Regions from separate parts of the Homo sapiens genome. Here region 1 is linked to region 2. Evidence: read pairs that join two places in POLR2A ChIA-PET (ENCODE). Cell type or tissue: IMR-90. All regions are shown on one strand. Links, peaks and the distances in the headings refer to the core of each region. The heading gives the core; the rest is flanking DNA.

Region 1 (8,000 bases), core at 1-8,000, 1.8 Mb after region 2:
TCATGTATTACCTTTTTACCTAAATTTCTTTCAGTGTTTTCTTCTCTGCTATCCCTTGAGTATATCTCTTGAGCTTATCATGTGTCTTGGTTGTTGAGGGCCAGAACTGAAGAACTGTCCCTATCCCTTCTTGTGAGTTAAAAGGGAATTAAGGAAAAGGAATCTCACTGCAGAAGAATGTTTTGGTTGTTCATCCTATATTTAATCTTGCTCCTTTGAGTTTATGGTCAAACATGAGCACATTTATAAAATGCTTTCCTGGGGCAGCGTGGAAGAAACTGTGTTTGGAAAGTGATATTACACTGAGGACACTTGGGCAAGAGGCTTCTGCAGCTTCAGTCGCCATTGCTTTGAAGATCATCACTCATTGCTCGAAATCTTCTATGAACTCCTGTAAGTTCAGATGTTAATAGCTGAACATTGTTCAACAAAGTCTTAAATTGATTTTAAATGGACTGGTATAGCAAAGCAATTGGAAGGTATACAAAAGAGCAAAATTGAGAAGCTGGGTGATCTAAGCCTGAAGTCCTCAAATATTTAAAAGACTTAGTTTGTCAAGATTTAACCATCTTTTTCTGAGTTCTTTTCATCACTGTTGACAAAAGCAAGCACTGGAGAAAAATTTTTCTTTTGCCTATGGGGCCAGCAGTGAAGATGAGCTCATCTGTCCATCAAGCTCTTGCTGCTGCTACCTGGCCTCATTTAATAGCTGTGAGGCCAAATCCTTACTGTCTTTGAAGTCAGAACATGCAAAGTTTGAGTATTTGATGTATCTTTGAGATGTGTCAGTGGCCAACCAATGAGAGGGATTTGGCAGTTAGTGTCAATGCTACAAAAGACAGTTAATTGTACGAAAACCACAGGATAAAACTCCAAGTCAAAACAATAGAACATCATCCAGGTTATATATTTTTTAGCTATGTAGCAGGGGCCCTCTGCATTCAGGGCTTTTAAACTTATTTCCATTAACATCTTTATCATTTACATAGTAAAGCTTTCAGAATATAAAAATTCTTCTGATTATGGACAAGCTACTGTGTGTCCAAAGCATTGTATAATTTAACATGATCAACTACTTTTTCTAAAAATGTTATTTCTCAAAGAAATAAAATATAGCATTTGCAAAACACACACACAGAGGATCTTATTATTGAAGAAATGCCTAGGTTATTTGCAAGTCTATTAGGAATAATTTTCCTTAACTTATTGACTGTTTTCATCTCATGGAAAGAAGTTTCCCTCCTGTCTTTGCTTTGGATTATGTAACTTTGATTTTTCTTAAAGTAATGATTTGCCTAGAAGTGAATTCATTCAGCTTAAAAACCATAGTAGGGCAGTGTGAAAGGAAAATTTATGAATAACTTTTTCCACTATCTTTTCACAAAGATAAGTTCTAGTGGGAGAAGCTCTCAAAGTAACCAAACAAAACTAGCATTGACAGTGAAGGCAGAACGCCATTCAGGTTCTGAAATGAAACCATAGGAGAAATTGTCTTCATTGACTTGACCTTAACCAACTTGCTAGCGTTAACCAGTGCTCTGGAGTCTTTCTGTTAAAAATACCAACTGATGTTCATCAATTGTGGTGGTTACCTGGCCAGTTTATGCCACTTTTCCTTAGTGTTGTAATTGCAGAATTTAATTAAAAATTATATAAACCACTGAAATATAAGCCAAAAATAATGTTGTTGTTTCTATGAAAACTTGATTGAATGCTTTCTTTGAAAGACTTGATGAAGGCAAAGTAGATACAGCATATATGTTAACTGAGGTGTAGATGAAATAATTAGGGACTGTGGGTAAAACTGTAATCAAATAACTGTGCAGCATTACAGATGTTTAAATTACCTTTCTTCTAAAGGTGACATGAAATAGAGAGTAGGAGACCTAAACCTTGCAGGATTTTAGCCCTTCATAGAAAGATTGGTGAATGAATGTCTGAATAATGAATGTTTCAAGTTGAAACTGAATATTTATTATATGCTCATTTAATTATTAAACATGATTATTTGCTTTATGTGGCTCTTTCAACTGTATTTACTGACGTTGTTGTTGTTGTTGTTATTAACTAGTCCTAGTCATTTGGATAAGAAGACTCTTGCCCTATTAGATCAATCCCTAATCATAACTGGGGTACTATAGGACCTACTCTTTGTTAGCTACATATAGAGTAACACAATGAAACAGCCAGCAAAAATAAGTAAAGGAAGCATTTTAATATTTATGTATTTTTAAGAACATTGACATGAATCCCATTTATTGCTTAGAGCATCTCTTCACAAATCCCCCAAACTCTACAGATTTTCGGCTTCAACAATTTATTCAGATTCTCCATGTAAGTGACTTGGGAAATAGATTTTTTTTTTTTTTTTTTTTTTGAGCAGAGTCTCTTGTCACCCAGGCTGGAATGCAGGGGTGCGATCTCGGCTCACTGCAAGCTCCGCCTCCCGTGTTCACGCCGCTTTCCTGCCTCAGCCTCCCGAGTAGCTGGGACTACAGGCGCCCGCCACCACGCCCAGCTAATTTTTTGTATTTTTTGTAGAGACGGGATTTCACCGTGTTAGCCAGGATGGTCTCGATCTCCTGACCTCGTGATCCACCTGCCTCGGCCTCCCAAAGTGCTAGGATTACAGGCGTGAGCCACCACGCTCAGCGAGAAATAGATATTTTTAACAAGGTCCCCAAGTAATTTTCTCTAACAAGTACAGAAAGCACAAGATTATTTCTCCCTGTTGTTTTGACTCGTGTGATTACATAATTGATCATTTAACTAAGAAATGAAAAGTATTTTAGTGACTAAAAGTATTCATTGCACACATGTATTTTTTTTTCTGTAAAAAAAAAAAACCTGATGTAGAAGAATGTTTCTAAGCCATATAGGAACACAAATATTTTTGTTCCAGAATAACTTACCAGAAGGCCATGGCATAGAGAAATTCCCTCATTTCTATAAGTGTGCTTTTCTCTTGAATGAGCTTTACTTCAGTGTTTTACTTGGGCACATGTAGGGAAAGAAAAAAATCATGTTCAAGTTGAGGAATAAGAAGAGTTTCAGATGAAGAGAAGCAGATTCTGGCACACAAAGTTGAACAGTGCAAAACATTGAAGCCCAGCTATACATAATCAAGCTGGCTGAGCTATAATACACATTAAAATAAAAGTTTTTTTCTCAATGGACAAAATTGGAACTAAGTATGTCTGACTGTTTTAGAGATAAGCACTTCTCAACTTCTAACATAAAAAGAGAAGCTGGTGTTTATGTGAAAGAATCTATGTAAAAGCCATATGGAACTGTCTCTAATAAATATCCATTTAATCAAATGTCACTATGTTTTTGAATGTTTTGTAGTTTGATGCAGAGAATGTACTTTTATTTCTTCAGCAGCTGCTCTTTTTAAATGGATGCAGCTGTACTACAGATTTAATTTGCAACAATTGCTTAATTTTTAGTTGGTTGCTTCTAGTCTTTCAAAAGCAATGTTTCATGTTTCTGTGGAAAGATTTTTTTCCTAGAAAGTGCAAAGTACGATATGACGTAGGAATTAGGCAAATAAAAGTTTCTGCTTGATTTTTTTAAAACATAAAAGTTGTATTTCCTCTCTTTATAGCACTGCTTTTCCTAGACATCCTTTTTTCAGACAACATTACTAAGGAGATTTGATGCCTACATATCAGTCTTCATCTCAAAACTTCTAAAAGAGGCCTTACGCGGTAGCTCACTCCTGTAATCCCAGCACTTTGGGAGGCCGAGGTGGGCGGATCGCGAGGTCAGGATATCGGGACCATCCTGGCCAAAATGTTGAAGCCCCGTCTCTACTAAAAATACAAAAATTAGCTGGGCGTGGTGGTGGGCGCCTGTAGTTCCAGCTACCGGGGAGGCTGAGCCAGGAGAATTGTTTGAACCCCGGAGGCGGAGGTTGCAGTGAGCCGAGATCGCACCACTGCACTCCAGCCTGTTGACATAGCGACACTCCATCTCAACAAAAACAAAAAACAAACAAACTTCTAAAAGATTGTAAGCTGTAACAAATTCTGGCAAATGACTTGCAAATGAGAAGAAAAAAATCACGCTCATTCATGTAAAATGGTATCTGCTTTGAGAATAACCCAGTATCAAGTATGTGTTACTTGAATTAGAACTTTGACTTTTTAATATAGAGAGATACTTTTATCTTTGACGTATTTTATTAAAATGTAAAGCACATGATGTTCCTTTCCTATTTCCTTATATTACTCTGTTTTTACTGTAATGTTTAGAAATCTACTTTCTAGTTTAATTGTTATGGAGAAATCATCTTCCTGTATAGATTAAAATTCAATCTTTTTTGAACTCAAAGAAAAATTTGGAGGGAAAGATAAATATTAATGATGGATTATCTAATATTTGTTCCAATCTCAACATGTTTTACTTCTCATAGCCTTTTATCTTCCAGATAAAATTATGAGCGCAGATGTATAGACATTTAAAATGTGATTTTAAAAATGTATAATGCTTTTAACTTTCCTCATGTAAGACTTGTCTATAGGGCTCTGGATGTGTGAGCAGGCTGCCTGGAACCTCCTAGCCTGCTGGTTCCTTTACTCCTCCCATATCCAACTGACTCATAGCTTAGTGAACAGTTTTTTGTTTTTGTTTTTTCTTTAAATTTTGCCTTCTTTCTGGAGTATTTTCAAAAATCTCCTTGTGTATATATTGGAATATTTTTAGCTGTTACCTAAGTACTTAATTTCTTTATATAGTAGGTCATGCAGACAGAATTCTGCAATACATACAAATTTGTATCTCCCCTCCTCAAACTAGTCCCTCTGAGTTAAACAAAGTAGTTACTATAATTTCCTTGGGATTTTTATCTCTTAAAAGTATGCTATGCTTAGTGGTATGTATATAATTCAGTAATAGTCTGTTTTAATTTTTATATAAGGTTTTTCTTTAATATTTTAACTGTTGCTTATTAAATAAAACCCATTTGTAATAAAAACAGAGTTAAGTATAATCAGTGTTCCCCCAAATCAACGTATCTCTCTTGTACAATTTCTCATCATATTGGGTAAGGGAAAATGTGATTTTTGGCGTATCTGTGATTTCTGAAGGAAAGGGGTTTCTCTGTAGAACACAATGTGCTTATTCTTTTTCACTTTAACACTGGTATCTATTAATGGCTAATGAGCTCCATTAGGTTTAATCAACATTTCAGCAATTTTTGACTTGAATTTTGTTTAAACTTTCTGCTTTGTCTTTTACCTTTTGTTCTTTATTACGTTAGCTCATTTAATTTTTATACGTAGGATAAAACATACACTTTGAAATGGCCTCAGAATTTGAAAGTATGGCTGTAAAGGGTGAAATCACTGATGTTAAGGGAACATAACTAATAATGGTCATTGACGTACGGATGACTAGAAAGGCCAGTTGTAATTCGTGTTTAAAAAATTACTATATCATCTTCAAAGATTTATTTATTTATTTTTGTTCCTTTTCTTGGTGTGGTTTGTGTGTTGATGGGTGGTGAATTTGGAGGAAAGAAATGAGTCTTGAGAAAATACCTTGGTCATTCATTCTTAATATGTTTAGAGAATAGCAAACTTTCAGCATATTTTATTGAGATCAAAAGTAGCATGTGAAATTAGACAATGAAATGTCAATTTTTGTATTAGTTTCCTGGGGCTGTTGTCACAAAGTACCAAAAACTGTGCTGCTTAAACAATAGGAATGCATTGTCCCACAGTTCTGGAGGCTGCAAGTCGAAGATCAAGGTGTCAGCAAGTTGGTTCTTTCTGAGGGCTGCGAGGGAAAATCTATTCTGTGCCTCTCTCCTAGCTTTTGGGGACTCAAGCATTCCTTGGCTTGTAATGGCATTCTTCCCATGCCTCTTTTTATATGTCTGTCTCTGAATCCAAATTTCTTTTTTATAAAGACACAGACATATTGGATTGGAACCTAGCCTAATGACTCCAACTTGATCATCAGCAATGACCCTATTTTCAAATAAGGTCATGTTTATTCACACTGAGGATTAGAACTGCAAATATGTTTTTTTTTAGGGGGGACACAATTCAACCCATAAGAATTCTGAAACTTTGTTTTGTCCTTTTTTGATTAGTGTTAATACATTTTCAGAGTACTTTATATTCTCAGGGCTTAGAATAAGACAAAGTAAGATTATTCATTCGAGTATACTGGGTTATTTAGTAAGAAAATGGACTGAGATTTCATAATGAACTCTCTGCTGATATTGACATGAAAACTAGCACATTTTAAGGATTCACCTATCTACATTTACATGAAATCAATGTTCTTATAACCTTCTGACATTTACTTACCTTTTTGTATTTACTTATATACTTAATTTTGCTTTTAAGTATTATTACTATCTTTAATGCATTTGTGCTCTTTTTTAATATGGCAGGCTATGGAGTACAAAGATTTGTGTTTTTCTGGATTAGCAAAAAATAAAACAAAACTGTAAATCCAATCATTCAGATGAGTTCTTTGGAACAACTGAGGAGTCTGTGGCCTGACCAACAAGACTAAGGACCTTACTTCACTACTATTTGGATGCCACGGCTTGAGGTTTTGTTAATATTTTAGTGTTTCTCCTAATAAAATCCAAGGGATAGTTGTTCTTTTAGAGCACATTTATAAATTCTTATTTTAGCCTATCGCTGATAGACCTTTAAAAATATATTGCCTTGACATTTATATTGATAGAGCATATATTAGTCTGTTTTCACACTGCTATAAAGAACTGCCTGAGACTGGGTAATTTATAAAGGAAAGAGCTGTAATTGGCTCACAGTTCTACATGGCTGGGGAGGCCTCGGGAAACTTACAATCATGGTGGAAGGTGAAGGGGAAGCAATGCACCTTCTTCGCAAGGTGGCAGGAAGGAGAATGAACACAGGAGGAACTGCCTAACACTTTAAAACCATCAGATCTCTTGAGAACTCACTATCATGAGAATAGCATGGGGAAGCCATCCCCATGATTCAATTACATCCACTTGGTGTCTCCCTTGACACATCGGAATCATGGGGATTACAATTCAAGATGAGATTTTGAGTGGGGACACAGCCAAACCATATCAGAGGGATACATTCATTAAGATTAACAATTCTTACTTCCCAGTGTATATGTTCCTCATGTTTTTAAAAAGGAAAATATGATAGATGTGGTGATTTAGAAACTGGCTGCTTCTATGTGGTTCACCTAATCCAAGATTTTTGCTTATTTGTTTGTTTTTTTGAGACAGAGTCTTGCTCTGTCACCTGTGCTGGAGTGCAGTGGTGCAATCTCAATCCACTGCAACCCCCGCCTTCCAGGTTCAAGCAATTCTCATGCGTCAGCCTCCCAGGTAGCTGGGATTACAGGCATGTGCCACCACATCTGGCTAGTTTTTGTATTTTTAGTAGAGATGGGGTTTCACCCTGTTGGCCAGGCTGGTCTCCAGCTTCTGGCCTCAAGTGACCTGCCTGCCTTGGCCTCCCAAAGTGTTGGGATTACAGGCATGAGTCACCACGCTTGGCTTAATCACAGATATTAAAATCACATGTTTGTTTGAGAGTTAGAGATACGTGTAGAGACTTTCAAAGCATTACTTGAATTTTTTTCATAGTTTTTTAAAACTTTGTTTCTAATTATTGAAATAATCAATGCTTACTGAACAAATTTTAAAAAATAAAGAGAAGTATGTGAAGAGAAGTACTTAAAATCCAAGCATAATATAATATTAAATTTGACTGGCGTAGTGTCTGTGAGTGTGTGTTCACATGCCTATGTGTAGAACTAAAGAATAATTTAAATAAATTATGACTTATACAAATATGAATGAATGTATGCCCAAAATTCCATTTAACTGATTGATTAATGAGGGAACCAGTAAGATGTTACAACTGATTCAAATGAGAAGTTAAAGTATCACATACATTTAAAGTCAGAAAAGAAGTGCTAAATGAATTTACAAAAAGGTGCATAAGGCTGGACACGGTGGCTCATGCCTGTAA
Region 2 (16,763 bases), core at 4,608-12,607:
AAATAAGCATAGCACTTAGGTTATAGAGGAAAAAGAAAAACGTTTTGAAAAGTCTTTACTAATGGAAACAAATCTTAGACAACTGCTTTTATGCTCCATAAGGTTTTACAGGATGTGATAAAATAAAAGCTAAAATAATAAGACGAGAGTCTGGAGGAAAGGTGCTAGGTGGGATACAGACAGAAATAAAAAGGAAGCAATATGAGGTCAACCGCAATGGGGCAGGAGGACTAATTATGCAGGAGAAAAAAATCATTTCTACATTGAAATCAGTAAAGAACAAAATCAAATACAGACTTTGAATCATCAACATAAAGAAAAAATGTTAAAAGCTCTCCCAGGCCAAGGCAAGATGGGTCAAAGTCAGAGTGGTGGTCATGGTCCTGGAGGTGGCAAGAAGGATGACAAGCTCTAACAACTCAAGGACAAGAAAAAGAAATATGAACCTCCTGTACCAACTACAGTGGGGAAAAAGAAGAAGAAAACAAAGGGACCAGATGCTGCCAGCAAACTGCCACTGGTGACACCTCACACTCAGTGCCAGTTAAAATTACTGAAGTTAGAGAGAATTAAAGACTATCTTCTCATGGAGGAAGAATTCATTAGAAATCAGGAACAAATGAAACCATTAGAAGAAAAGCAAGAAGGGAAAAGATCAAAAGTGGATGATCTGAGGGGGACCCCAATGTCAGTAGGAATCTTGGAAGAGATCATTGATGACAATCATGCCATCGTGTCTACATCTGTGGGCTCAGAACACTACATCAGCATTCTTTCATTTGCAGACAAGGATCTTCTGGAACCTGGCTGCTCGGTCAGGCTCAACCACAAGGTGCATACCATGATAGGGGTGCTGATGGATGACATGGATCCCCTGGTCACAGTGATGAAGGTGGAAAAGGCCCCCCAAGAGACCTATGCAGATACTGGGGGGTTGGACAACCAAATTCGGGAAATTAAGGAATCTGTGGAGCTTCCTCTCACCCATCCTGAATATTATGAAGAGATGGGTATAAAGCCTCCAAGGGGGTCATTCTCTGTGGTCCACCTGGCACAGGTAAAACCTTGTTAGCCAAAGCAGTAGCAAACCAAACCTCAGCCACTTTCTTGAGAGTGGTTGGCTCTGAACTTATTCAGAAGTACCTAGGTGATGGGCCCAAACTCGGACGGGAATTGTTTCGAGTTGCTGAAGAACGTGCACCGTCCATTGTGTTTATTGATGAAATTGACGCCATTGGGACAAAAAGATATGACTCCAATTCTGGTGGTGAGAGAGAAATTCAGCGAACAACGTTGGAACTGCTGAACCAGTTGGATGGATTTGATTCTAGGGTAGATGTGAAAGCTATCATGGCCACAAACCAAATAGAAACTTTGGATCCAGCGCTTATCAGACCAGGCCGCATTGGCAGGAAGATTGAGTTCCCCCTGCCTGATGAAAAGACGAAGAAGCCCATCTTTCAGATTCACACAAGCAGGATGACGCTGGCTGATGATGTAACCCTGCACGACTTGATCATGGCTAAAGATGACCTCTCTGGTGCTGACATCAAGGCAGTCTGTACAGAAGCTGGTCTGATGGCCTTAAGAGAACGTAGAATGAAAGTAACAAATGAAGACTTCAAAAAATCTAAAGAAAATGTTCTTTATAAGAAACAGGAAGACACCCCTGAGGGGCTGTATCTCTAGTGAACTACGGCTGCCATCAGGAAAATGGTTGGGTGATTTCTCAGTCCCTGAAAGGGATGAGGCTGGGGGAGTTGCCCAGAGGAATCTCTGTTCCCATTGATTTTTATTAGCAAAACATCCTGTGTCTTTTGGAGTACGATGTGTAAGTGCCCACTGGGTGGCCTGTCTGTTGGTCACTGTGCAGCAGTCTGCTTCCCAATAAAGCGCGCTCTTTCACAAACAAACAAACAAAAAAGCTCTCCCAACATGCAGAGGAAAAGGGAATATGTTAAAGTTGACACAAATTAACAGACACTGAAGACAGATACTGGAGAAAGACATATGGATAATTTTTCTTTTTAAGTAATCAAATGATATTCACAGACATATGGGGGGAAGAATCCTGACCTACAAAAGCCTAATTGTGGAGACTGAGGAAAAGAAAAGGGCTCCTAAAATTTCCAGGTAAAATTCATCAAAGGCGAGAAAAAGTAACATGCCCACAAAGTAATTAGTGGGCTGAACTGAGACCTGTATCTCACAATATTAAATGCCTAAATACAATGAAATCATATAGTAGAACTTTGAGAGGAGAAGGTTTTAGCCTCAATATGTCAATTCACAGGCAGATAATCATTCATGTAAAATTACAACAGGAAGACATTTTTCAGATATAGAAGGATGCTGGAATACTACCCACATATAGTACCTGAAAAGATTAACAGAAATTTAAAAGAAATTGAAGCAAATCAGTGGAATTCAAAATACTAATGTACACTATCTAGTTTATATAATAACCAAAAAATGTAAAAGAAAATTTATTAATCTTACCCTTATTGTAAGTGTAATTGGCATACCCTCTTTTATGTTACTTGGGTTAAAGTATGATTTACTCTCTCTTAAGAAATGTGGTTTCAAAATATATCCAGAACCACCATTATCCAAAAATTTCCCATTTTGCAGATCCATGGGCAGACCAGGGGTCTGGAAATTTAAAGCCACTGTAAGAAAGAAGTATTTTGACATTGTCAGGTAATAGAGAATACAAATAAAGGAACACAAACCACTTACTGAAATCTAATAATGGATTCTATGTCCCCAAATGTTCTATGAGCAAGTATCATTAGCCTAATAATTCATGATTTTTAAAACTCTTTCTCCTGCCATGTCTATATTAATGTATATTGATGAGTTGCAAAGTTTAATCTGTAAGTAAATTACTACACAGCTTTGAGTAAAGAAATCAAAATGGTATCCAGTACAGATTACAGAATAACAATGTTCATGTCAGGTAACACTTAAGAAATGTCAGAATAAAGAGTATCAGTGCATTGAATGCAAGAGGTAAAGACATCAACTATGTCATAAATTTTCAAGTCCATGAGATGCTGTTGTCACTTGAGGAGAAAGTGAGAAACAGGCAAAGCAATAATTGTCGTTACAATATGGAAGTACCTCAGTATAGCCTGGTAAATAGCCACTGTAGAGAGTACCACACTCCACCCTCCACCCAGCCCCAATATCCCCCCTCCTCACACCTACAGGCCTTGCCACAATCCAGTAGAAGGGTAACACCTGGTACTTTCTGATGGGTTAGTGCAGTGCTGTACTAGCTGTTCAATTTGGAATAAGAGTCTGGTGAGGGCAAATAACCAAGTTAGGCAATCTTATTCACTTTTCAAAACTATGAATGTAGAAGCTCATGTAAAGTATAAATGATAGAGGTCACTTGATTTGAAGAGGCCTTGAGCATACCTCAAGCAAAGGAATTTGATCTTCAATGTCCATTTGGGTTTCCTTGTTCCCTTCCTCCACTACACATGTCTCATATTAACTCCTCGTGAATTTAACCACCATTCCCCAAACCATCACTGAGATTTACCCCGCTTCAACCCAGATAGGAATGACTTCAACTCTTACAACACATGACCCACCATTAGTGCCTGACCCCAAAGCCCCCGGGCTAAAAAATCTTTTACAGAAAGCCCTTTTCACGAGTTTTTCATACATTCATAAAATGAATTCATTTTATGTTACTTCTGCAAACAACTCAATATCGTATATAACATACCCATTTGACAACCTATATTCCAAAATTCTTGGGGATTAAAATTAGAAGAGTCTGCTCTTGTTGCTTTGGGATATATTCTGGTAATGAACTTCCTGGTGTGAAAAATAAACTCATGGACTGAAAAAGAATAATTAAAACATTGTGAAAGAATTCAAATAAATTTAAAAAGCCACTATATATATATATATATATATATATATATCATATAATTCTATAATAGTTTCAACAATTTTGATATGTATTGTCTTGGCAAAAATTTGCAATTCATGAATATCAAAATAAATCCATGCCTTTATGTTTATAGTATAATTCACTATTATTTAGATGTTAGTGACAATTTTATCATAAAATGTATGTACACTGATCATTCAAGGAAAAAATTGATTAGATAATTTATATATTTTTTACACCCAAATTATTTCACTTTGTTGTAAGAATACATAAAACTCCAAAATATAATCCATTCATTTTTCAAAACAAAAGCAGCATTTTCCCTTATTATTTTTCCACTTTGATTTTCACAGTAGGGCAGAATCATATGGAAGTCACACAAAGCTATACGATTCCAGCTAAATTAATCCTACTGAACATTTCACAGGTTCTCAGGGTTGAAAGGCACCCCAAAGTTGTCCAGTTCGACTTCCAATCCCTTCACTCCAGCATCTTCCCCCAAAGTTTATTCAATCTGTGTTTACATGTCTCCATTGAAAAACTTTCAATGCTTTTAATTATTTCAAATGTCGTTCTTACTGGGATAATCTCTACGTATTTGTAGTATACACACAAACAGGAACAAACATACACACACAGTCTATTTTAGTTTCTGTACATATTCTTTGTGTTTCTTCTTGTCTATATAATATTTAAGTCACTTGAGATTCAAACTAACTTAAACCCTTTACCATTTGGCACCTTCTTCAAATTTTTGAACACAAATTTCATGCTTCTCCAAGGATTTTCTTTTTTCATTAAACAGATCCTGTTTCTGCAACCATTCCTGCTGATATAGTGACTCATCATGGGAGAATGGTTACTGCTTATGGCTCACTTCATTTGCTAAACCAACTAGAATAGAATCACCTCTCCCTTCATCCTAAATACTATTATTTAGGAAGCATTGTCAAATTAAAAATTACAGTTAATTTTATCAATATTTATTTTCAAAAGTTACACATTCCTTGAGAGAAAGTTTATTTTGAAACCATGTGTGTATAAATACAGCATAGGTGTCCAAGTATCATGCTCCCTTATCTAGTCCTAACAGATGTCTGTCCTTAGGCAAAACACATACTCTTCTGAGTCTTAATGTTTCTCATTTACAAAGTAATAAATGTGAATGATGACTAAGGTCTCATAACATAATATGATTTTGTTATTTCTGAGATTAACCTTTAGAAAATAAACATGTTTGTTATTACAAATACAGTTCATGTTTACTGTAAAATAGGAGGACATCAAAGAACAAATCAAACCATATGTCATCATTCAACTGATAACCACTGATAACTCCTTCACATATATCTTCCCATTCTTTTGTATGTGTATAATTTTTAGTTGAATGATAATGTTTGTTCCCTTTCACAAACCGTTATCTTTATTTACTATAATAATGTGAACATCATTTCATTTCAATAATATTCATCTACAACATTATTTTTTAATGATTTTCATTATGTTTATAATAATAATTGGCATCCTTGAAGTTAAACCTTTGCAGACATCATTGATTATTTACTATAACTTTTGGTGCAAGAAAAATGCTCTATGCCCCTTCAAAGAAATGGTAATGTTATACTTTGACTCTACTCAGAACTATCTAATTCCTTTCCAAAATTTTTGCAAGTATTTAATATGATGAGAGTAATACAATTATAATTAATTTATGCTGTGCCTACAGGTCCTGTCCTCATGAACAACATGAGGACCTGTCCTCATGAACAACATGAAGGAACAGAGACCAGTAAAGCATGTCATTCAAACTCTCTTAACCACACCTTACAGCAAGAAATACATTTTACAATCCAACTCACATGCACGATGCACAATTGCTTCATAAAACCATATTTATTATTACTGCTTGCAATACACTTTTCTTCTATTCTATTCTATTCTATTCTATTCTATTCTATTCTATTCTACTCCATTCCATTCCATTCCATCCCATTCCATTCTACTCTATACTACTCTATTCTATTCTATTATTTAACTGTAGTCCAGACCTACTGAATTGATTTTTGGTTACAACACACAGGTTAAAAAAGGAAAAGAGCCTTTAAAAAATCCAGGATCTCTCTAATAGATAGTTAGAGAATATGAACTAAAGTATACTTCAAAATCTTTGGGTATCTATGACCAGCCCAATAAGGTTAATCATTAAAGCTTTCAGAATCCGCATTCCCAAACAGCCAGCAGCTTTTCTCAAGTCAATTGCAGGTGCTGATTTTCCTTCTGTGGTATTTCTACACAAGATGGTAGATTGCATTTTTTTAACTTTTAATTTTTGTGGGTACATAGATAAATATATTTATGGAGTACACGAGATATTTTGACAAAGATATACAATGTCTAGTAACACATCAGGATAAGTGGTGTATCCATCACCCCAAGCATTTATCCTTTGTGTAACAAACAATCCAATTATACTCTTTTAGTTATTTTTAAATGTACAATAAACTATTGTTGACTGTAGTCACCTGTTGCACTATCAAATACTATGTCTTATTCATTCTAACTATAGTTTTGTATCCATTATTGTCCTTACTTCCCCCATACCCCTGCTACTAAAAAAAACTGCCATTTTTTGAGGATTAGCAGAGTCACCTGGCTCTTAAGTTAGTTGCTCATTCCCTTTTAAGTTTGGGACATTCCCCACATAATGAGTCTTCTTTCTATTCTCTTTCTCAGGCCCCGTTTTACCTTGGGCACTGCCAAACAGAATAACCACCTCAGTTTTAGAATTAGAGGCAGTGAAAGGAAGATGCAGAGACAGATGGCACCTCTACAGGTGTGCAGTGGGGCATGCACACTCTGCACAGCCATCTGGTAGTCCAGCCTGGGCGCCATTTCTTCCCCTTCCTTCACCATAGGCATAGAGCCTCCAAGTCTGATTAACCCTACCCTCTTCAATGCCTATTAAATCCACAAAGTTCATCCTGTCTCCACTCTCACTGCCAGAAATCTTTATTACCGCCTTCCTGCCTGCAATCTCACCCTTTGGCTGCTATCAGAGGTATCGTTTAGAAATAGAGTGGATCATGCCACTCCTGAGAGTTCAATCTTCTCCTGCGCACCTTCGCTTCCAGGACAAAGTTCAAGCCTTCTAATTCGGCTCTGCCTCCCTCTGCAGCCCTGTCACTGCTCTCCTATACAAGCTGCTCACCACAGCCCCCCAGCCCTCAACAAATGTGGCCACATCGGACATTCTCAATCAAAATGTCATGGCTTAGGAAAGTTAATTAATGGCTAAGTTCCATGAAATAAAACTTAATGAGACCTGAGGTATGTAACCCCATTCTAAATTATGTTAAATGTGTTGAAATTTTATGAGAATATACATTTTATAAATATCATTGAGCAATCTTAACACCCTAGCAGTGAATCTAACTCATTTAAACATTTCATCTATTTGAGTCACAAAAATTTACCTCGCAATTTTGAAAGTTTTCGGGCTTGTGTCTCCCCAATAGAATTATTTTCATTAAATTGCTGATATAATCTTGAATGTTGAAAGCTTTTGAATTTCTCAGCTTTCGTATAAATGACAAGATCAGATAAGGCCAGAGCAATTTTTAGCTTCCTGGTCTAAAAATAAAATGCAGTAATTTTACATTTTTATGCTAATCATTGGGAAAAAAAATTTTTTCTAGTAAAGAAAATACACTTTCAAACAAATGATTTTCATCTTTTCATAAGATTATCTCCTCAAACACCATTTGATTAACTCAATATGATTATTTTTGGGAACAAAAAAATATTTAATGTTAAGATAAGCTAGCTTAAATTTAAAAATCATGATTAATGTAATAAGTATTGAGGACCACAATTATTACTATTTATTTTTTTCCTAAAGATCTCAGTGTATTCCCATGAATTTTATAATTTTAGGAATTTTTGTCATTAATAAATTTATATTGAAATGACTTCTATTACATAGCGAACATTTGCCATTTCACAACCTGGCATCTATTTCTTTTACACTTCTTTTTAGCCATTTCCCAAGTTTTGTTTTGGGAAAACATTTCTTGCTCATGCTCAATCCAAGTATGAGTCAGGCAGATTGGGCCAGCTAAACAGAGCTTTGCATTCCCCTAGCAACAGTAATTGGTTCTGGGATGTGCGCATAACCAGATCAGAGCCAACGTACAAAAAAAAAAAAAAAAAAAAAAAATAGTTGCTCTGCCAAGAGATAGGCATTCCACTGGATTTGAAGCTGAAATGATATAAAGCTGACTCCTTGCAATAGCCATGCACCAACACAGAGAAAGTGGGAGCAAAGCTGGAGAAAGAATTGAAGTTCTGCTGACTTTATGTGAGACACTATATCAAGTCATTTTTTAAACTAAAATCCCTTTCACTGAACTTTTCATCTATGTAGGCCAATTAATTAATTATCATTTTATTTAAACCAGCTGGATTGGTTTTGTGTCACATGCAACCTAATATACTTTCTTTCATCATGCTAATGTATATACATATAACATTATGTATTATTAATATTGAATCTTGTCTTTGTCTTTACTTGGGACCAGGGAAATTACGTTGTGTATCTCTGCATCTTTTGCACTTCGCACAAAGCCTGTTTCATAAGAATGCATAATATTTATCAATTATAGAGATTTTTTTTTTTTTTTTGAAACAGGATCTCTCATTCTGTTGCCCAGGTTGGAGTGCAATGGCTCGATCTCGGCTCACTGCAACATCCGCGTCCCAGGTTCAAGCAATTCTCCTGCTTCAGCGTCACAAGTAGTTGGAACTACAGGCATGCGTCACCATGCCCGGCTAATTTTTGTATTTTTAGTAGAGACGGGGTTTCACCATGTTGACCAGGCTGATCTCAAACTCCTGACTTCATGTGATCCGCCCACCTCAGCCTCCCAAAGTGCTGGGATTACAGGCATGAGCCACCGTGCTCAGCCTAGAGAAAAAAATGTTTAAGCAGCTAACATAAGAAAAGAGGCAATTTAAAAAATTCATCTTCCACCATCGATGTTTTCAAAGTAAATTGTAAATGATAGACTAGAGTTTTTATAAGAAGGAAAATGATTTTTCTCCAGAATTTTAAAAAAATCTCCAAGAATAAAATTAGAAAACTTTCCAATCACTTGTAAGATTTTCACAAAACACCACCTCACCTTCTTTTTCTTGAAAAGCATTACTCCAGGTAACTTTTTTACCCCTGTTTCCTTGTCTTGATTGTCTCCTAAAACAGATTCCAATACTTCTGATTCTTTGAATTTATCCTCCTCCTCCTCCTCCTCCTCCTCCTCCTCCTCCTCCTCCTCCTCTCCATCTGCCACTTCTTCTTCCCATTCCTCCACCTTACCACGCTTATCAGAACCTTTTCTTTCATGGGTTTCCTTTAAGGTTCCTATTTTCTTATTTTTAACTAATATTTTGAATTTTAGTGCCTAAGGAAACAATTTGAGAGATACAATTACACATTTACAAGTAAATTTGCATTGTAACAGTCACTGAAAAGTGTTTCACTATATTTCCAATTAGCCTACAGTAATAAGATATGTAAGAACTCCATTTTTTCCCATACCCCTATTCACATCTCAGTAGAGGAATGAATACAGTGATATAATGCTATTGATTGTAATTCACCAAAAAATAAGCCTGTTATGATTGAGACTTACCATATGCCATTTTTTTTATATTTCCCAAGTTGGTACTATTCCAACAATTTGAAATATGTGAAAAGTATATATATATAAATACTTACCATGATATTGCAATGAAAATGTTACAACTTCTGGTAGTAAACGCTTCAGCTCATCATTTTCTTATCCAACATTAAAAAGTATTAAATGAAATCAGGTATATTAAAATGTCTATCATAAGTGTCTGGCATCTAGTATAGACTAAATTAAAGATTCGTAATAAAGGCTCTTCAAATTTCTTCTGTATTACACATAAACATCATTAACTTAATATTTTCTGTCCTTCAAACTTAGAAGCATAGCAAAATTTACCATCAGTGTCACTTGTTCTAAATTTGAAGGCTTCTGGTTCCATTCTTTCACTTGGTTATTCCTGCCCTTAGGATAATTTCTTTAATTTAACAAGTACATTTAAGTACCGGCTCTGTTATATACAATGCTGAAATCTGGGTTATAAAGTAAAGTTCTTTTCTCCAGGGAGCTTTGATTGTCCTTTCTCTTTTGTCATCCTCAGGCATCCATTCAAATTATTCCATCATCTTGGGTCTTCCCTCTTTCACAATGACCCTTATGATACTCTCCACTGCAGAGTTTACCAAATGCACTCTGCAATCCCATGTATCAAGAATATTATCAGAAGTGCTTGGGAAAGGGACAAATTCCTAGGATCTACTTCAAAATAAGGGAATCAGAATCTTGAATTGTGGGGCTGGAATTGGGCCTCCTTTAACAAGTCTCTAGGCAATTCTTTTACACACAAGGACTGAATATTGTAGGATAAAGTAACTTTTTTTTTTTTTTTTTTTTGAGACGGAGTCTCACTCTGTCACCCAGGATGGAGTGCAGTGACATGATCTCAGCTCACTGCAACCTCCGCCTCCTGGGTTCAAGAGATTCTCCTGCCTCAGCCTCCCAAGTAGCTGGGATTACAGGGTAACTTTAATTCTTTATTTACTCATTGAAAAGCACCTCCCTGCTTTAATATGGAGCTAAAATTTGAATGAAAGCTATGTACGGGAATGCTAGAAAAATAGATTCATATATAATAGGAAGCGGGATTCTCTTCCAAGAAAGCTGAAAATTATAAGTTCCAGAATTGGACTATGATTTGGGTTTAATCTTTGATGATATGTTTCGAAATTCTTTACTATTTCTTTCCACCACAATTGAACACATTGAGTCTGTGGGCATTCTTATGCCACAAAAGAACCGTGGTCTTTCCATTTATCACACAGTTCATTTTTTTCTGTCTCAGTTCTATCATCAGCCCTATATGTCTTGTCACTAGTGTCACAACACTTTCACTTGAAAATTTTTCACTGATTTAAATAAAATGTTAAAAGAAGTAAAATTTGAAGATCTTCCAAATTTATTATGTCAGGGAGAAAAGTTCAGCCCTGGAAACTTAGTCATGTAATACAGCTGTTTTTCTTCGATGGTGCATGACCATTGCTTTCTGACCTTTGTGTTGAGATGTTATACATTGACCAGACTCCTTATTCTTTATTCAAACCCTGACTAAATGACCTTAGAGATAGAGAACCTTGTGATTACCTCTTTACAATAGAATGTTAAGCAAACCCCTTAGAGTGTAATCAACCGTAGCCAATCAAATCTTAAATCTGTATGTTAACCCTTGTGTGGAAAATACTGTAATTCTGTTCTGTACCTCTGTTTTTGCCTGTATAAAACAATTTTCACTTTTTCCCACACCAGGAGCAATGACTACTATTCTTTGCTGTCTTGTGTGTCCCAGAAAGCTACCCTTACACTATGCACTTGAATAAATTCTTCTAACTGAATCCCAAGCCTTTTGATTATTTTAAGTTGGCAAAAAAAATAAGGAAAATACAGAGGGCAATACCCAAATATTACAAAAATATTGTTATGTCTAGCAAAAATGAAGACATGTCAAAACCAAACTATTTGTTGTTAGACAATACTATTCATCAAAAAGAAAGTTTATTTGTAATCTGATAAAATTTGGGATAGGGAGAAAGGCCCAGCAAAGGAAACTAAGCAGGAGTGGTCAAAGAGGAGTGAGGGAAGGCTAAAGAATGTGGTGTTACAACAGAAAGTAATTCAGGGAAAGGAAGTGGAGGTCGACAGTATTGAATGTTAATGAGAGGACAACCAGATGAAGACTAAAAGAGGTTCATTAGAATTTATCAGTAAGAAAATCTTTGATGAATGTGATGGGAACTTTCCTGTGAAGCAATTAGAAGAGAAAGAGGGACTGAACAGGTTGCAAGGAGACAAGAAAATGAAAATTTGGGCCGTGAGAGGGAGTAATTCCTTTCTTTTTTTCAATATGAAGGAGTTTTGTTCTTTTTGCCCAGGCTGGAGTGCAGTAGCTCAATCTTGGCTCACTGTAACCCCCGCCTCCCGGGTTCAAGCGATTCTCCTGCCTCAGTCTCCCTAGTAGCTGGGATTACAGGTGGATGCCACGACACCCAGCTAATTTTTGTATTTTTAGTAGAGACGGGGTTTCACCATGTTGCTCAAGGCTGGTTGTGAACTCCTAACCTCAGGGGATCCGCCCTCCTCAGCCTCCCAAGGTGCTGGGATTACAGGCATGAGTCACTGCACCGGGCCATAGAGAGGGAGTAATAAAGAGACAGCCAGAGAGAGAAGTGAAGTCCTGATGGTAGATGTGGACGTGATTTTTCAAAGCAAATACTTCAGTATGCTCAAATTAAGACGGAAAGGGTCATAGAGACAGGGAAATTGAAAAGAGTAGATTTTTTAAAGGGGAACTTGCTACCCAGCTGTTGAGATATTGGGTACTGACTATTTATAGTCTAGAACTTTTGCCACTTTCTAGGACTTTTGCCTGTAAAACATACTAAATTTCTGGTCCTTAATACTAATTGCTTTGATATTGTGGACCCATGGGGTAGGAGACACAATCAAAATGTGGGTTGTATGTATATATATATAAATTTTAATCGAAATATATTCACCTAAGCATTCATGAGAACATTCCCTAGGCAACATTGCAAAAATAAACCTCTATACGTGATCAAAACTAAGCATTTTCATTGGTCTCTAGCCCAGTTTCACAGGCCAATATAACAGTGACATGTTTTCATGGACTTTTTTCTTAACCTGAGTTTCTCAGAAAAAAATGTTACCTCTGGTGATGGTAGAGTATCAGGAAAATCATCAAGCATATCAGAAAGCAAGGACTCTCCAAAAGTAGCCTGCAAATTGTCTGCCATTACTTCTTGTTGGGCAGTGGAGCAGTGATTTTCTAAAGAGAGCACCACTGGGTAGTCAGATGTCTAAAAAAGTAACCATTACTATGGTTATTCATCAAAACTTCTAAATAATTGTAAGGCAATTAATATAAGTGCTTAATGTATTTTAAAACTTACTTCTAACGTTTAGTACCTTTGCAAAATAACTATTCTTTAAACTGAAAGTACTTTTGAGTTTGGCAAAACAGAGACCATTAAATCTGCATAAAAAGAAATGTATTACTATTTGCACCAAAAGAATAGGAACAACTGAAGCATCCATCAGTGAGTACTTATTTAAATAAATTATACTGGCCAGGCTCAGTGGCTCACAACTGTAATCCCAGCACTTTGGGAGGCTGAGGCGGGCGGATCACCTGAGGTCAGGAGTTCGAGGCCAGCTTGTCCAGCATAGTGAAACCCCATCTCTACTAAAATCACAAAAATTAGCCAGGTGTGGTAGTGTGTGCCTGTAATCCCAGCTACTCAGGACACTAAGGCAGGAGAATCACTTGAACCCGGGAGGCAGAGATTACAACGAGCCGAGGTTGCGCCATTGCATTCCAGCCTGGGTGACAGAGCAAGACTCCATCTCAAAAATAACAATAATAATAATAAATAAATTATACCATATCCATATAAAGGAATGATATAGACCAATTAAGAAGAAGGCAGGACGAGCATGGTGGCTCACACCTGTAATCCCAGCACTTTGGGAGGCCGAGGCGGGTGGATCACCTGGGGTCAGGAGTTCGAGACCAGGCTGGCCAACATGGCGAAACCCCATCTCTACTAAAAATGCAAAAAAGAAAATTAGCTAGGCGTGGTGGCAGGTGCCTGTAATCCCAGTTACCTGGGAGGCTGAGGCAGGAGAATTGCTTGAACCGGGAGGTGGAGGTTGCAGTGAGCCGAGATTGCACCATTGCACTCCAGCCTGGGTGACGGAATGAGACTCTGTCTCAAAAATAAAAATAAAAAAAAAAAAAGAAGAAGACAGAGCTATCTATACTGCTATAGAAAGTTATCTACGGGTTTATGAAGAAAAGCAAGTTACCAAAAAGTAGCATGCTATATTTTTATTGTTAATATACAAATATTTAGAGATTTTAAAAAGTGAAACAAAAACATTATTAACACTGATGAGTTGGGGGAAATGTCAATATTCTGCTTTTTCAGTTTTAAGTTCTGAAATCAAAACTCATTGTTTTAGAATTAGAAACAAAGATAAAGATATTTCCAGTTTCTAATAGCAAAGGAGTTTTATTAAGTGAAGGTGGCTCTACAAAGGTATTTTCTGCCCTTTCTCATTGCTGTAACTTCAAAACTTGCCATTAAATAGGGAACAAAACATCACTGGATCTTATTTACAATTTTTTTCTTTGTTTTGATTTCATATATACTTATCAGGGCACAAATTTACCAATTTGTAAACAAGCCAGGGAATCACAAGTCTTACTGCATTTTCACAGCACTCAGAACAGGGTCGATTATTACTATGTCTTTTTAATGTATGAGTGTATTGCTCTGTGGCTGCTGTGACAAAAATTACTACAAACCTTGGTGGCTTACAACAACAACATTTATTCTCTCACTGTCTAGTCACCAGAAGTTTGAAATCAGTTTCACTGGTCTCAAATCAAGGTGTTGGTAAGGCTGCACTCCCTTGGAAGGCACTGAAGAAGAATCCTCCTTGCCTCTTCCAGGTTTGGGTGGCTGCCCACATTCCTTGGCTTGTGGCCACATCTCTCTAATCTCTGTCCCTGTCTTCCCACTGCCTCCTCCTCTGGTGTATCAAATCTCTCTCTACTTCCTTCTTATAAAAGTCCTTATGATGGTGTTCAGCGCCTACTCAGATAATCCAGAATAATCTCCCCATCTAGAGGTCTTTAACTTAATTACATCTACAAAGACACTTTTTCCAAATAAAACAACATTTACAAGTTCCAGGAATTAAAACTTAATATTTTTGGAAGCCCTTATTTGACCTACACAATGATCTTCTGAATTAGAGTGAGTCCACTGACTCACTCTGATCCCAAAAGAATAGGTAAAGTTTTTTCCAAATATAATAAGTAATTCTGAGACTGGGCAAAGTGATGGCCTAAAAGGTGGATTCTTCCATGAGGCCCTGATGTCACTGACATCATTTCTCTTTCTTCTTGGCTCCATCTTGTGGGAAGATCCTCTTTCTTTTATCTTCCCTGGCCACATTGAAAGTGGATGTTGAGGAGTTTGCTCTCTTGAAAGCCAAGCAATGTTTGCCCCCCATTTCCTTACCAAAGGCTGTTTTAAGGCTCACCTAAGAGTCATACTTATGAGGGTTTTTGGCAGTATAAGTCCCTTAAAACTTAGATTTCTTATGTATTTATTCTAGTAAACTCATGCAACTAGACCAAGTTATGACTTCCCTAGTCATAATTATTGTCTATGTAATTTCATGTCCTCTTTTTCCAAATAGTGACTACCTTGAGTAGGAAGTCTAAACTTTAATCTTATCTATGCTGCAAAACTGAGTCACCTTGTTCAGCTGGGAAGTCTCATTGAGTCTCCACTGCTCAAAGCCTTGTTTAAAATCTCACTTCTTGCTCTTTTGGGTGTTTTTAAATGCATTTTATTGTGTATACTTAAGGTATACAACATGATGTTATGGAACACACGTAGATAGTAAGAAGGTTATTACAGTGAATCAAATTAACATATCCATCTATCCATCATTTCACAGTTACCCTTTTTAAAATTTTTGTAGCAAGAGCAGCTAAAATCTATTCATTCAGCATGAATACCATATACAGTATAACTTTATTACCTATAATCCTCATATGATACATTAGATGTCTAGACTTTTTCATCCTACATATGTGCTACTTTGTAGCCTCTGACCTACCTTTCTCCATTTTCTTCTCCCTCCCCACACCTCGTTCCTGTCAACCACTGTTTGGTTATCTATCTCTGTACATTTGAGAGTTTTTTTTCTAAATTCCACATAAAAGTGAGATCAGGCATTATTTCTTTCTGTGTCTGGCTTATTTCACTTAACATAATGTCCTCACTCATGCTGTGGTAAATGGAAAGATCTCATTCTTTGTAAAGACTGAATCATATTCCATTGCATATATCCATTTTCTTTATTCATTTGTCTGTCAATGAACACTAGGTTGTTTCCATATCATGTCTATTGTGAACAATTCTACAGTGAACACTGCAGCACAAAAACTTTATGAGATGGTTATTTAATTCCCTTTGGGTATGTACCCAGAAGAGGGATTACTGGGTCATATGGTGGCTCTATTTTTTATTTCTTTAGAAACCTCCATGCTGTATTCCCATTGGTGGTACCAATCTACATTTCCATCATCAGTGTACAGGGTTCCCTTTTTGCCACGCCCTCGCCAACATTTGTTATCATTTGACTTTTTGATGAGACCTTCTAACATGGTAAGACTGTGAGGTGGTATCTCATAGTGGTTTTGATTTGCATTTCCCTGGTGACTAATAATGTTGAGTACCTTTTCATATACTTGTTGGCCATTTTTATGTCTTCTTTGGAGAAATGCCTATTCAGGTTTTTTGTTCATTTTTTAATCAAGTTTTTTTTCCACTAATGAGTTGTATGAATTCTTCATAAATTTTGGATATTACTCCCTTATCAGATACATGGTTTGCAAATATTTTTTCCCCAATTCATAGGCTGCCCTTTGATTTTGTTGGTTGATTGTTTCCTTTGCTGTGCAAAAGCTTATTAGTTTGATGTAGTCCCAGTTATTTATTTTTGCTTTTGTGATCTGAGCTTTTGATGTAATATCAAAATAATAATTGCCAAAGTCAGTGTCTAGGAGCTTTTCTCCTATGTTCCCTTTTAGGGTTTTCATAGTTTCTAATATTATATGTAAGTTTTTTATCCAT

Evidence for each region. ChIA-PET counts read pairs that join two places held together with the same protein. Peaks named below come from ENCODE experiments on the same cell type or tissue, not always from the same donor. Only the 100,000 strongest peaks of a DNase experiment are listed, where the experiment ranks them.
Region 1: POLR2A ChIA-PET joins it to region 2 with 8 read pairs; 1 of 35 experiments calls an interaction of 5 or more read pairs at or near these places.

The regions. Positions count from the first base shown.
Region 1 is chr12:20,479,410-20,487,409 of GRCh38, forward strand. The region is part of intron 1 of PDE3A (phosphodiesterase 3A); the gene reads left to right. Among named protein-coding and RNA genes, the nearest start is that of PDE3A-AS1, 110 kb to the left of the region's middle. In IMR-90, for the core only: a CTCF peak has its summit at 7,012; DNase peaks (open chromatin) are centred at 4,582 and 7,532; H3K27ac peaks cover 584 bases.
Region 2 is chr12:18,692,411-18,709,173 of GRCh38, forward strand. It overlaps PLCZ1 (phospholipase C zeta 1), which reads right to left. Exons shown (of 15, transcript NM_033123.4): 7 at 12,756-12,905; 8 at 9,282-9,366; 9 at 9,091-9,158; 10 at 7,384-7,540; 11 at 3,740-3,856; 12 at 2,500-2,669. It also overlaps a transcript of PIK3C2G not described here and the pseudogene PSMC1P9. Among named protein-coding and RNA genes, the nearest start is that of PLCZ1, 37 kb to the right of the region's middle. In IMR-90, for the core only: no CTCF peak of the experiment used is centred there; DNase peaks (open chromatin) are centred at 4,761 and 8,041; H3K27ac peaks cover 154 bases.